Linked DNA regions of Homo sapiens: region 2 is linked to region 1. Evidence: chromatin loops called from intact Hi-C (ENCODE). Cell type or tissue: PC-9. All regions are shown on one strand. Each heading gives the region's core, and the rest is flanking DNA. Links, peaks and the distances in the headings are about the cores only.

Evidence for each region. Hi-C counts contacts between places; a loop is a spot of excess contacts. Peaks named below come from ENCODE experiments on the same cell type or tissue, not always from the same donor. Only the 100,000 strongest peaks of a DNase experiment are listed, where the experiment ranks them.
Region 2: a loop joins it to region 1, with 3.0 times the contacts of the local background. A loop is called at or near these places in 5 of 110 quality-filtered maps.

Annotation. Positions count from the first base shown.
Region 1 is chr10:69,913,741-69,916,240 of GRCh38, forward strand. All of the region lies in intron 17 of COL13A1 (collagen type XIII alpha 1 chain), which reads left to right. Among named protein-coding and RNA genes, the nearest start is that of LINC02636, 94 kb to the right of the region's middle. RefSeq lists an enhancer at 970-1,019 and a silencer at 1,080-1,169. In PC-9, for the core only: CTCF peaks have their summits at 1,114 (motif pointing left) and 1,314; no DNase peak of the experiment used is centred there.
Region 2 is chr10:69,711,427-69,723,994 of GRCh38, forward strand. No RefSeq gene overlaps it. Among named protein-coding and RNA genes, the nearest start is that of LINC02651, 33 kb to the left of the region's middle. In PC-9, for the core only: CTCF peaks have their summits at 5,728 (motif pointing left) and 5,927; no DNase peak of the experiment used is centred there; H3K27me3 peaks cover 1,404 bases.

The sequences.
Region 1 (2,500 bases), core at 1-2,500:
AGGCAGGGGCAGGTCCCTGGAGACAAGCCCCAGGGAGTGAGCCTAATGAGAGTGGAGTGAGCGGCAGAGCGAGGTCAGCTGGGGGAGGCCAGTGGGGGCGCCCCTGCTTCCTGCCAAGCAAGGGGGTGGGAGGGAGGGAGGCCCTGCCATGGGGATCAAGGAAGCCCGGGTCACTTGCGAAATTAAGAGAATTGACCCAGAGAGGAGGGAAGGGGCGAAGGTCAGCCACCCTAACAAGGAGGGCTGCCTCCCGAGGAGGCTCCTGGGGCTCTGATTTCCCCTGAGTACCTGATTGTGTCTTTACACACTCACATCAACAGGGGCTGAGGACAACCCCAATTAGCCTGGAGACTCTCACGCTCCGGGGTTTTGCTCTGCACAGTTTCTTCCAGGATTGGAGACAGAAGCCCAGAGACAAGCTTGAAGCAGACACCACCTCCTCCCTGCAGGAGCACCCCTCTGGGCAGGAGGAAGGGAGAGCAGGGACCCACTGAGACCCCTCCTAGAGCTGCATTTTTAACCAAAGCTAAGAGTCCCTCCCCACCCCACAGAGCCTTTTTCTGGAGCTGCCAACCAAGCCAAATGGCACCTCCCCAGCTTTGGCCTCTCTCCTTCCAAAGGGCTGTGCAGGGGAGCAGAGAAAGGGCTGGGGTGGGTGGGAAGAGACAGGAGCACCAGTGGATGGGAGGTATCTGATCTAACCGCACTTTGCAACCAAGAACCCTGGACCAGTGGGAGAAAGTGGCTTATCTGTGGTCACCTGCACTGCCAGCCCAGCTCCTCGAAATGGAGGTGGGAAGAAGAGGGCAGAGGCATTGAGGGAAAGCAAGAGAAAAGACAGAGAAAGTAGAAGAGAGGGATGACGGGGGCCTCTGAATAGTCAAGGACTCCCAAGCTGACCTCCCACCTGCACCCACACCAGAGGACTGTGGGGGCCTCTGTACTGAGTCAAACTGGTCTGGTCATTCAGAATGCTAGCAGGGGACCCTCCAAAGGAAAGAATGACAGGAGCCCTCAGCTGGTACTACTGAGAGGGCTTGGAGACCGCTGTGGCGGGAGTAGCCAGACTTCAGATGAGGTACTGTCACGCCCTCTGCTGGCCACAGAGCGGCTGTGCACACAGGCAGTGAGCTTTTCTGGGCATCCTGCGCTGAGCGGCCCCCACACTCTGACCCCTGCACCCCTATGATGGGCCACAGACCTAAGGACCCCCACCAAGCAAAGAGGGGCTCTGCTCCGCTTTCAGCCTGCAAAGGCTGTTTGGTGGAAGCAGACGGAACATCAGTCCATCTGATACTTGGGTTGGCCAAGAGAAATAAGTACCTTGGCATAACAGACAACAGACTATCCAAAGCCCTAGGCTGCATGACCTTGGCAATCATACCTGTCCTCTGTGAGCCGCAGTTAGCTTACTTGTGAAGCAAGAATAACGTCCACTCCCACATTGGAAGGGATTGTTGGAGATGGAAGAGAGGAAGGTTGTAAAGCTTTTCAGTCCAGTGCAGACACATGGCAGCTGCAGTAAGTGGCTGTGCCCTTCTCTCTCAGTCCCACAAGAAGGAAGTTAGTGTCTAGAGCAAGCCTTGGGCTCTAGATTTTCAGCCATGGTAACTTCCTGAATTTAGCTCTGCCATCCCACCTATGGTTCAGGGGTCACTGGTGGGGTCATGCTGAGAGAGGGCTCTGGCATTGGGAACTAAAGATTCTAGGCCTTCTGTAGAATTTAGAGACTTGGCCCAAAGAGGATAAAAGTGAAGCCATCTCAGGCAGACATAAATTTGTGTGTGCCGATTACAAACGCTAAGTGGTCCCTGTCGCATTGAGGATGCAGCGCTGAGTTATAGGGGATAGCAAAAAGCTTCATAGAAGAGATAAAAGGGCCCCACTCCCATCAAACAGCCTCTGCAGGCTGAAAACAGGGCAGAGCCCCTCTCTACTCAGAGGCCCTCAGGTCTGTGGTCCATAGGGGTGCAGGAGTCAGTGTGCGAGGGCAGCTCAGCCCAGGGCACCAGACAAGAACTGGGTGCTCTATCAACCAAGACTCCAAATGATGAATAGGGTTTTAAGTTGAAATGGAAGAAAGACAGACCGTGGAAATGGGTAGTGTTTTCAGGGACACAGAAACTAGCAGGACACAGAAACTAGTGATATCATGACATGATATCAGGTGATGAGGCTAGGAAGGAAGCAGGGGTCAGAACGTCATGCTCAGGAACCTGGTCCTTTTCCTACTGTCAACAGCAGGCCAAGGATGTTTTAAGGCAGGGGTCTCGCTATCCAGCCTGTGTGTTAAGAAGCTTAACTGGACACTTGCATGGAAGACCCATCACGGAGGAAGAGGGTGGAAGTCCTCTAGCCTTGGTAAGGAGAAGGATGGACGAGGACCTCCTGTAAGATGGCAGGAAAGGGAGAGTGTGGACAGCTGAGAAGGAAGCCAGAGAACACCAGATCCCCTCTGCCTTTAAGCCTATGGGAACTGCAGCCTGGCCTGGCAGCCACA
Region 2 (12,568 bases), core at 4,187-6,686, 200 kb before region 1:
TCCCTTCTGTCTTGCATAGCACACTGTGGTGGTCAGGGGCACTGGCTCTGGATAGCACAGGACTGGGCTGAATTTTGGCGCTGCACTCACCCTAGGTGGGTCATGGAACTTCTGAGTCAGTTTAATCTTCTGCGAATTTGGAGTATTAGAGTAAAAATTGAATTATAGTAGATAAACACAAGCAAAGCATTCAGCCTAACACATAGGAAGCACACATAGGAAGTTAATAAATGGTAGCAAACACATAGGAAGTTAACACATAGGAAGTTAATAAATGGTAGCAAACATCTATTATCCATTCATCTATTCACTTAACCACATATTGACAATTTGCCTATCTGCCCGTCTACCTCTCTGCCTGTCCATCTCTCTGTCCACTCATCTCTTTATCCATCCATCCATCCATCCATCCATCTCTTCAACCAGACATCCATTCATCCATCCATCATCCATCCATCCATCCATCCATCCATCCATCCATCCATCCATCCATCCATCCATCCAACCAACCATCCATCCAATCCATATGATGGCAGGGATATTAGGGTTCATCTGTTCCAGCAGGTTTCCCACCTGGGAAGCTTGTTAGCTGGGCTGGTCCTAGACCCTCCCTCAGAAGTTCTTATTTTATAAATCTGTGAGGGACCCAGGAATTCACATGTTAAACAAGCTTCCCAGGTCATGTTGATGCAGGTGGTCCTTAAGCCCCTCTGAAGAAACACTGACCTAGCACCTCACCTCATTTTACCAAGGAGGAAACTGAGGCAGAGAGGGCGACTTCCTGTCTGGGCTTTATCCCGTCCCCTACTGCCCCCATGAGTGTGGTGTGTGGGGGCAAGTGTGACCAAGAGCCCTGGGAGGGCAGCGGAGGGCGGTTGGCAGCCCATCACGCAGCCCCCCTACCCTCTCACCCACCCCTGCCCAGAGACACTGCCCTGACTCCCACACTGAGCCTGTCAGGGACCAGGGATTTATTCCTGTGGGCCGGCTTTTCGCCCTTTCTTTCCTGGGTTATTTATGTCCCTTGCCTTTTATCTCCCGCCCGGCTGGCCCGCAAGGCCCATTATGTCGCTTTGGCTGTGGCCGCATCAATCTCCAGCCCCGGGAGCCAGGCCCCCAGCCCATCTCATCATTTATTTTCCAGGTCTCCCTGATGCTCAGCCGGCAGCTGTCCTGGTGTGTGGATGGCCCTGGCTGGCGTCCTTCTCAGAGAGGACCATTGTTGGTGGGTCTTGGGACTGTCGGGTCAGATGGGCCACGGGCAGCTTGTCTGGGGCCTAGGAGTGCTGTGACCTTTCAGGAATTAGCATGGCAGTAGGGGCAGTGTTCTGGTTGTCAGGACTTCAGAGTCCCAGCCTGGACCCTGCCAGTGACTCCCTGGGTGATGTTAGACAAGGAGCAGTAACTAGATAGGACGATCCAGGTTGTAGCTTCCAGTGCTCCCAGATGTGTGACAAGTGCTTCCCAAACTATGTCTTATAAATGTGTGCTTTTTTTTTTTTTTTTTTTTTTTGAGACGGAGTCTCACTCTGTCGCCCAGGCTCTGGAGTGCAGTGTGGCTCACTGCAACCTCTGCTGCCTGGGTTCAAGCGATTCTCCTGCCTCAGCCTCCCGAGTAGCTGGGATTACAGGTGCCTGCCATCGTGCCTGGCTAAATTTTTTTTGTATTTTTAGTAGAGACGGAGTTTCACTGTGTTGGCCAGGATAGTCTCAATCTCCTGATCTCGTGATCTGCCCGCCTCAGCCTCCCAAAGTGCTGGCATTACAAGTGTGAGCCACCATGCCTGGCCGTGTCTTATAAATTAATAAACATTTATTAAAAAGTCAGAGACAATTCCATAACCAAAGTTTGGAAAACTCTAGCTTGAACAGAGGTGTCGTGAGTTGAATGGTGCTCCCCAAAAGGTATGTCCATGTCTTAACCCCAGGAACTTGTGAAAGTGACCTTATTTGGAAAGAGTGTACTCGGCAGATGTAATCCAGGGTCTCAAGATGAGATTACCCTGGATTTAGGGCGGGCCCCAATCCAATGATGAGTAAAAGGTGAGGGAGACCTGCAGGGTAGAGGGGCACGTAAGGAGTGAGGCAGAGACTGGAGTCATGCAGCCCCAAACCAAAAGATGCCTGGAGCCATCAGGAGCTGGAAGAGACAAGGGAGGATTCTCCTCTAGGGCCTTTTGAGGAAGGACAGTCCTACCCATTCCTTGATTTCAGATCTGTGGCCTCCAGAATGGTGAGAGATAAATTTCTGTTGTTTTTAGGCCATCACATTTGTGGTAATATGTTATGGCAGCCCTAGGAAGCTGATACAAGAGAGAAACAATGTTGTATGCTGCAGGACTTGTCAGGGCCTTTAGTAACAAATGTGCATTAGGAAGCACTAGGGCTGCAGCATAAAACTGTGACATGGGCCAGTCGCAGTGGCTCACACCTGTAATCCCAGCACTTTGAGAGGCCAAGGCGGGCGGATCACGAGGTCAGGAGATCGAGACCATCCTGGCCAACATGGTGAAACCCTGTCTCTATTAAAAATACAAAAAATTAGCGGGGCGTGGTGGCGGGCGCCTGTAGTCCCAGCTACTCAGAAGGCTGAGGCAGGAGAATGGCATGAACCCGGGAGGCGGAGCTGGCAGTAAGCTGAGATCGCGCCACTGCACTCTAGCCTGGGCGACAGAGCAAGACTCCGTCTCAAAACAAACAAACAAACAAACAAAAAAACAACTGTGACATGAAGCACTTGACTGGGGAGCTCCCCTCAGGACTTGTGTCTTAAAGAGCACATTTTGGGGGATGCTGACCTATGACTTGGTGGGAGAGGTTGGGGAAGAAGGGAAAGTGTGGGGGAACCTGCTTGGTCTAATCTTTTTGGAAATGAGGTGGGGGTCATGGAGTCCGGGGCTCTGTCCCAGATGCAATGAGGTGAGGGACTTAGGATCACAGGCAAAGGAAGTCACCTTGCAGCTCAATCCACTCCCAGAGGAAGTTTGGGTTAGAGGGGTACAGGGAGGAAGCAGCTGGAGGAATCCTCCCAGCACACCTTTCCAGCCTGCAGGCCAGGCCGCTGCCTGTCCTGAAATCCTCTCCCGCCTGCCAAGGACAGGGTGGTGGGGGCTCCTGCACCCTAGATGTCTCTATTCTGAAGAGCCAGGCTTGTTTGCAAGCCCAGGGAGCTAAGAGTTAACGATAATCACCATAATGATAATTCCAGGTATGATTTATTGAGAGATTACCCCTGCCAGAACCTGTGCTGAGTGCTTTATGCATATTAATTAATTAATTCATCACAACTGTATTAGCCCATCTTATAGGCGCAGAGATGGAGGCACAGAGAGGTTAAGTAGCTTGCTCCAAGTCACACAGCTAGTAAATGGGAGATCCAGGATTTAAATCCAGGTTGTCTGACAGCTCTCAACCATGAAGTCACACTACCTTCCCCCAGATGCAGGAACTCTAGGAGAGAATGCTCATTCATTCATTCACTCAATATTATTGCTTGCCTGCGCCCTGCCAATTGCTGGGCCAAGCCTTCAGGCCACAGCGCTGAGCCTGGGAATTCCGGGACCCAAAGAGTCCTTACACAGCATGGTGGGGAGGCAGCCAGGACACCGAAGATGGCAGTGATGGTAGTGCTGGGGACAATGGCCACAGGGTGTTGGTAGGGGCTTCCAATCCAGTCTCAGCGCTCAGGGACTGTGCCCTGGACTCAGTTTCTCTTTTGTTCACTGAACTAGGTATTCACGGGCAAATGGGGGTCAGCCCAAAGGAAGGGGGTTCAAGCTGAAAGACGTGAGAAGGCTTCATCCTGAAGCAGCACGCTGTCTTCCAGGAGCTGGGTCTACTTGGCCATAGCTAAGAGGATGGGATGGGGTTTGGGAATGGAGCCCTTACCCACAGCCTGCAAGGGAAGCAGGTGGTCCAGAAGTCTGAAGTAGGCACAGATGAGACACTCAGCCTCCAGTCTCCAGCATCACTCCCTCACACGAGGCTCTGCCGAATGACAATAGCTCCATTTATCCACACATTTTGCGCCAGACATTTTGCTAAGCGTGTTACATAAATGGCCTTCTTCAATCTTCACTGAAACTCCATGGGGTGCAGTTACTGCTAACTCCATTTAACACAGGAGAAATCAAGGCTCCTTGTGGTTGTGCTACTTGACTGTGCTGGGGGTTGCACGTGGTCTGTTGGACAGAGGCCTAGATTTAACCAGGGATGACATTCAACATGTTTCACAATAGGGGCTTTGGAGACTCTGACCCCTCAGTTAAGATGCCACCCAGAAGCTTGCTGGTGTGCACCGGCTGAACGTCAACTCTACTTGTAACCAAAGCAAGCACTTGGAATCATGCTGGGAATATAGTAAGCACCAGAAAAATGTAGCTATTCCTTTTCTTGTTTTCTTTATTAATCACCCTGTCTGGGACTATGGGGAAAGCGGGCCATTCTGTTCCATCTCTCCTCCCATTTTTTTTCTGGTATATTTTTCAAAGCTCTTATTTACAGGCTATTTTGCTGCTCAAGAATCTTCAATTGCTCCCCTTTGCCTACAGAGAAAACTCTAACTCCTCTGCCCAACAGTCACGGGTCCCCTTGGCTGGCTCCAAACTCCCTGTCCAGGTGGACTTCTGCCTGCTCTCTAAGGAGGTCCTTCTCCCCCAGGCTGCCTCTTCGCTGTGTCCCGATGCGCCATGTGCTTTCCTCCCCGGGGCCCTCACTGAGCCATGACCCCTCCTGAAATATCTCCTCACCCTCTTCACTGACCTGACTTCAAGGCTGCTGAAATTCTGCCTCCACCAAGAAGCCTTCTGAATACTCCGGCACTCAGAGGGCTCCCATTTTTAAATGTCCTGCAGCTCTCTCTGTTCTGCTAACACTTGTTCACGTGCCATGTGGCAACTATTTTTGGTCTGCTTCCCACAGCCCAATCACAAAATCAACCTCTTGGTGTCAGGAGTCAGCACTTCCCAAACTTTTATGTGCCGTGAATCACCTGGAGATCTTGTGAAGCTGCAGCTCCCGGGTGAGGAGGCGTGAGGTGGGGCCCAAGACCCCGCATTTCTAACAAGCTCCCAGGCGATGCTGTGTCCTGGGGCCACACTTGGAGCACAAGGGCTGAGCCATCCGGCAGAGCCTCTGTCCCTTGGTTCTCAGCCCTGGGACCTGAGAAAAATACTTCTCCTGGGCCCTACCTCCAGAATCTCTGCTTATTGGTGGAGAGCGAACCAGGTACTGGTGTGTTTACAGAGCTTTTCAGGTGACTGTGATGGGCAGCTAGGATAGAGCCACTGAGCTGGCACCGTCCCTCACCCCAACAGGTGTGCGTTTTTATGTGGTCCAGGATTCTCAGATTAGACCCTGTTGGAGGGCAGGAAGCTAGTTCCTTAGGCATGGGGCAGGCTGGGGCAGCCAGAGCCCTACAGTGTTTTTGTGGGTGGGTGCCCACTAACCACTAGGGAACTTTGAGGGGATAGAGAGAGAGCATCCTCCCTGCACGGTCCCAGCCAAAGGCATCTCTGAACCCACCGACACCATCCACCACAAGGCACAGACAGTTGACAACTCAGGAGGGACCAGGAGGGGAGTCTCAGGAGCGGTTTGGCCAGAAGCTCCCTCCTCCTGCCATTCGGCCTGGCTGGGCACCTGGGAACCAAGGACTCCCCTCCTGGCACCCAGGAAACCGCCACTGTGCCGAGTTAGAAGGCACAGGGCGCCCTCTGCTGGGAGGTTTGGGTTTGAGCATTTCTCCCCAGGGACTCAGGTAGAATGGGGTAAATCAGGGGAGGGCAGGGAGGGCTGTTCTGTGTCTCTTCTTTGTCTTCCTATTTCAGGGTCTGCAGAGCCAAAATCCAGTTTAGACGAAGGATCGCAGGTTGAGACTCTGAAGGGTGGGACGGATTTGCTCACGCAGCCAAATCACACTGAGGCTCTTTCTGCCCGTTTCACCTTTTCCTTCTCGTTATCATCACCGTCAGCACCGATCCACCTGCACTGGCTCAGGCTTCGAGGCAACAGGATTGAAAACACAGCTTTTGTTCTGTGTCTCCAAGAAGGCTCAGCTGCTCTGAGCACCCACAGTTCCTGATCTGGACTCCCTTGTGGTTTGTAACGCACTTGAGTCAATGTGGGGTCAGTGTTAGGAGCAGTGGTGATGAGAGTTAGAATTCAGTCTGGGGCTAGGACCAACGGGCATTCTTACAAAGTCAGGGATCAGACTGCATCCAGAGTCCAATCACCAGGTAAGCACCAGCAGGTAGGTCCGGCTCACTAAAGGCTATGGCCAAGCCTCTGGCCACAGTGAAGGAGGCCCGTGTCTGGGAGACCAAGGCAGAAGAAGAAGACCGAGAAAGCAGAACATGTCCCTGTTTCCTCCAGCTCCCCCAGGATGGCTGCTCTGAGCTTTCATGATGCTATGGGCCCGTAGTTCAGGGGTCAGCACGCAGTGCACCAATGGCCAGCCCTCTGGGCTTGACTCCATGGTGGGCCCACCCTGTGGCTCTCTCTCAGGGTGCAGTGTCTTACTGTAATATCTATCAACTTTGTCATAAATGCATGTTCTTGGCCCAGGGGAGGGTGAGCTATACCGAGGGGAAGGGGTCCAGCATTATTTTAGGGTGGAGAGTCAGCATGTGAACACGTGTGGTCATTGATGCTACTGTAGACCAGGGGCGTGAAACCTGGGGCCTGAGGGTGGGCGCCGCAGGCCACTGAGGGTCCACAAACCCACCTGGAATTGTGTGGGATTTGTGTGTGTCCAATTTTATGTGGTTTTCCATCAGATTCTCAAAGGACCATAACCAAAAATTAGTTTAGAATCCTTGCCTAGGCCTATTCTTCCCTTTATTTATTTACTTGGAGACAGGGTCTTGTTTGTTGCCCAGGCTAGAGTACAGTGGCACAATCACGGCTCACTGCAGCCTCGACCTTCCAGGCTCAATTGATCCTCCCACCTCAGCCACCTGAGTAGCTGGGACCACAGATACGCACTTCCACACCCGTTAATTTTTGTACTATTTCGTAGAAATGGGGCTTCACCATGTTGCCCAGGCTGGTCTTGAACTCCTGGGCTCAAGCAATCTTCCCACCTGGGTCTCTCAAATTGCTGGGATTACAGGCATGAGCCACTGCACCTCGCCCTTATCTTTTTAAAAAAACACTTTAAAAATAGCTTTATCGAGGTATAACTGATAGAGCATGAATTGCCTATATTTAAAGTGTTCAACTTAATAAAAAATGTTGACATATGTATACATTGTGAAACGATCACCACAATCAAGACAGTGAACATCCTTATCACCCTCAAAAGTTGATCTGCTTTCTGTCACTATAGATGAATTTGAATTTTTCTAGAATGTTCTATTAATGGATGCATACAGTGTATACTTTCTTGGGTCCAATTTCTTTTATTCTGCCTAATTAATTTGGTGGCCATCCACATTACTGTGTGTGTCAGCAGTTCATGGCTCTTTATCACTGAGTGGTGTTCCATTGTGTGGAAGGACCACAATTTGTATTTCCATTCATCTGCTGATGGACGTTTGAGTTGTTCCCAGTTTTTGGCTATTACAAAGAAAGCTGCTATGAGCATTCATGCACACATGGGCAAATGCTTTCATTTTTCTTGGGTGGAAAGAAGTTGTTAAACTGTTTTCTGTAATGGAATGTCATCTTACATTCTCTGCAGCAGCGTGTGTGAGTTCCAGTTGCTCCATGTGCTGGCCAACACTCACTAAAGTTAGTCTTTTTAAGCTATTTTTAGCCACTCTAGTGGGTGTTCAATTTGCATTTTCCTAATGACTAATGGTATTGAGCATCTTTTCACATGCTTATTTGTTATCCACATATCTTCTTTGGTGAAATGTCAGTTCAAATATTTTGCCCACTTAAAAAATTGGGTTCGGCCAGGCGCAGTGGCTCACAACTGTAATCCCAGCACTTTGGAAGGCTGAGGCAGATGGATCACCTGAGGTCAGGAGTTCAAGACCAGCCTGGCCATCATGATGAAACTCTGTCTCTCCAAAAATACAAAAATTAGCTGGGCATGATGGCTGGTGCCTGTAATCCCAGCTACCCGGGAGGCTGAGGCGGGAGAATCACTTGAACCCGGGAGGTGGAGGTTGCAGTGAGCTGAGATCATACCTTTGCACTCCAGTTTGGGCGACAGAGAGAGACTTCATCTCAAAAAAAAAAAAATTAAAATAAATAAATAAATAATTAAAAATGGGGTTGTTTGCTGTTTGATTGAGTTGTAAGAATTCTTTATATATAGTCTAGATATAAGGCCTTTGCTGGATAAATTTGTTGCAAATATTTTTCCCAGTGTGTGGTTTGCCATTTCATTTTCATAAGCATATATTTTTGAAGAGCAAACTTTTAAAATTTTGAAGCCCAATGTATTTATTTTTAATAGTTTGTGCTTTTTGCATTACATTTATAAAACCTTTTCCAAATCCAAGTCACTAGGGTTCCTCCTATGTTTTCTTCTAATTTTGTAAATTTAGCTCTTACATTTAGGTCTATGTTCTTTTGAGCTAACTTTTATATATGGTGCAAGTTATGAATCTAAGTTATTTATGAATTCAAGTTCCTATTTATTTATTTATTTTTGCATGTGGGTATCTAATTGTCTAATTGTTCCAGCACCATTTGTTGAAAAGATTATCTTTTACGCATTACCCGGCACCTCTGTCAAAAATCAGTTGATCACATACAAGTGGGTCTACTTTTAGACTCTATTACTTTCTCCCAGGTACAGATCTCCTTCTCTGTGGGTGGATGTTTGGCCATAGCCTTTACTAAGATGGACCTGTCCGCTGGTGCTTACCTGGTGATTGGACTGTGTACCTGGGCTGCCTTCTGACTCTGTAAGAATGACCCCTATCTCTCGTTCCAGACTAAATGTCCACTATTGATCTATTGTCTATCTTCATACCAATACCCTATTGTCTTGATTACTATAGTTTTTAATAAGTCATACAATCACATAGAGTAAGTCTTTCAATATTGTTCTTTTTCAAAGTTGTTTTGGCTGTTCTACATCCTTTGTATTTCCATATAACTTTAGAATCAGTTTGTCAATGTCTACAAAAACCCTACTGGGATTTTAACGGGGATTTTATTGATTTAATGGGGATTTTATTGATTCTATATATCAATTCGGTGGAAATATTGTCTTATAATATTGTCTTCCAATCCAAGAACACAGTATATCTCTCAATTTATTTAGCTTTATAATTTCACTCAGCAGTGCTTTGTAGTTCTCAGTGTAAGGTCTTACACATCTTTTGCCAGATTTATCCCTAAGTATTTCATATTTTTTCATTCTATTGTAAATGGTAGTATTTTATTTTATTTTATTTTATTTTATTTTATTTTATTTTATTTGAGACAGAGTTTTGCTCTTGTTGCCCAGGCTGGAGCGCAATGGTGCCATCTCGACTCACTAGAACCTCCACCTCCCGGGTTCGAAAGATTCTCCTGCCTCAGCCTCCCAAGTAGCTGGGATTACAGGTGCCCATCATCATGCCTGGCTAATTTTTTGTATTTTTAATAGAGACTTTGTTTCACCATGTTGGCCAGGCTGATCTTGAACTCCTGACCTCAGGTGATCCACCCACCTTGGCCTCCCAAAGTGCTGGGATTACAGGCATGAGCCACCAAGCCCAGCCTATGGTAGTATTTTAAATTTCAATTTCTGATTCTTGGTTGCTAGTATATTCGAAATACAATTGATTTTTGTATAATGATCTTAAATTCTATAATCTTCCTACTCACTTATTAATTCTAGTACCTTTTTTGTAAGTTTTATATGATTTTCTTTTTTTTTTCTTTGAGACAAAGTTTCATTCTTGTTGCCCAGGCTGGTGTGCAGTGGGGCAGTCTCAGCTCACTGCAACCTCTGCCTCCTGCCTCAGCCTCCCAAGTAGCTGGGATTACAGGCACCTATAGGATTTTCTATGTAGACATTTATGTTATCTGCAAATAAAGACAGTTTACTTCTTCCTTTCAAATCTGGATGTTTTAAATTTCTTTTTCTTGCCTTATTACACTGGCTGCAACCCCAGTGCAATGTTAAGTAGGAATGGCAAAAGTGGACATCCTTGCCTTGTTTCCAGTAATGGGTAGCAGGGAAGTTTTCAAGCATTTACTCCTCCTTGGCTTTTATTGGCCCTGGCAGGGGTGACCTTTTATAACTGGTTGGAGGACCCCAATGTTTGCCCCAGGGCATTGCGCTCTTCTTTCCAGTGTTTTGGTGCAAGCCCTGTTGAGCGTGAAAGTGCCTTGGGGACAGGGATGGTATATTTGACTCCAGCTCTCTACACCGTGCCTGGCATGGCACTCAGCATGACAAATTCTCATTGCCAACCAGGTCACTAAATCAGGCCGAAAGGGCCTGTTTGTACTGCTGTCCACCCCATCCCCTTTGCTTTCCTCCTGGACAAAGGCAGCCATGCTTCCCTCCTTTCCTTCTCTTCCCCTCCAGAAACCTGAATGGAAGGAGACATGAAAGGAAAGCACTCAGGTTTCACCAGCATCAAGTTACTTCTATGCGGTGTCCTCATTCGAAAATAAACCTGAGGGGGTAAGGGAAGGGGAGGTGGTGACAGAGACAGGAGAGAGCTGTTATCACAGCTCTGCTTCCAGGCTGTATTTTTAGGCTGGCATTTAGGTTTGGCCTGGGGACAAGGGGCTGGAAAATGCAAGGCATTTCCTCTTCCTGTCAGCTGAGACACGGTGTGTGTGTGAGTGTGTGGACAGGGCCCTGCCACCTTCCCACTTAGCGCCTCCAGAATAGCAAACAAAATACACTTCCTCCGCAGGCCTGCTGCGCTCCTCATCTTGAGACTCTATCAAGGCTCCTCCCCAAACTATGAGCGCTGTTAACAGCGCTAGGCAGCTCCTCAGCCATGGGAGGGACGAGACTCTGAGGTCCTGGGGGGGATATTTTAGAAGGTCTCAATGACAACATAACAGGTTCATTTGTTTACTTGTTTATTCATTACTGCTGTGTATCGTGCATGAGCTACGTAACCACTCTGTGCCTCAGTTTCCCCATGGAGATGTCACTAAAACTTGCTTCATAAGGGCGCTGAGAGGATTCAATGAGTTAATACTGGATATAAAGTGGTAACGTGCTTAAAACAGCACTTGGCAGGTAGGAAGGGCTGAGGAAAGGTTTGCTGTCATTATCTGAGTGCCTACTGCATACCACCCTTGAGCTTGGGTCCCCCGGGGGCAGGGGCTTCGGTGGTGAATGAGACAGGTACTGTCTCTGACCTTTTGTAGTTTACTCAGTTGGAGACCTGGTTGCCGCCTTTGAGCAGTGTAAGTTTTCAACCACAACTTTGGACCAGGGTCCTGGAAACACATGGAGTGAAAGGTCTTCTTTACCACTACAAGGTGACAAACTAATCAGAGACACGAAGGTGTTGATGTTATTAGCACTTTGTGGAGCTCTGGCTGGCTTTGTTTCTTTTTTGCTCTGTGAAGTTGTTTCACATCTCCGGGTCTCATTTTTCTCACTTGTAAAATGAGAGGGAGAATACATACAGTGGGATATTATTCGGCCTTGACAAGGAAGGAAACTCTGGCACATGCTACGACACGGAGGAACCTGGAGGACATGATGCCAAATGAAGTAAACCAGTCCCAGAGAGACAAATACTGTATGATTTCACTTGTGGATGGTAACCAGAATAGTCAAATTCAGAGAGACAGAAGGTAGACTGGTGGTAGCTGGGGCCTGGGGGAAGGAGGAGAGGGGAGTTTTTGTTTAGTGGGGATAGAGTTTCAGTTTTGCAAATGTAAAGAATTGTGGAGATAGTGGTGACGGATGCACATTATGAGTGTGTTCAATACCACTGAACTGTATACCTAAATAGTTAAATTGGTAAATTTTATTATATGCATTTTACTGTTTTTTTTTTTTTTTTTTTTTGAGATGGAGTCTCGATCTGTTGCCCAGGCTGGAGTACAGTGGCATGATCTCAGCTCACTGCAACCTCTGCCTCCCAGGTTCAAGCGATTCTCCTGGCTCAGCTTCCCAAGTAGCTGGAATTACAGGCGCATGCCACCACACCCAGCTAATTTTTGTATTTTTAGTAGAGATGGGGTTTCACCATGTTGGCCAGGCTGGTCTCGATCTCTTGACCTAGTGATCCGCCCACCTTGGCCTCCCAAAGTGCTGGGATTACAGGCGTGAGCCATCATGCCCAGCTTATTGTAATTTTTTAATTTGGAAAAAAATGAGGAGAGCAGTTAAAGTAGATGGTTACCTAGGTCTGTTCCAATCCTTCCTTCTACAAACCAAAATATCTCTTTCTTTCCTTTCCTGTTGTCTTTCTCTTTCACACACAGTTATCAGGGCTGCCTGCTCCAGAGCACAGGTTGTGCACTGCACAACTCCAGGGAGTGCCCTTCTTCAAGACTGCAGCGTGGGTGGCACAACTTGTTCAACTGCATAATCCAGTCTGTTTCTGATCTACCTGATCAGAAGGTAGTCTCTTGTGTCCATCTCCTGAGTTTATGCAAAGTAGAAAAAAAATTCAGCATCAACTAGAAATAGCAAACA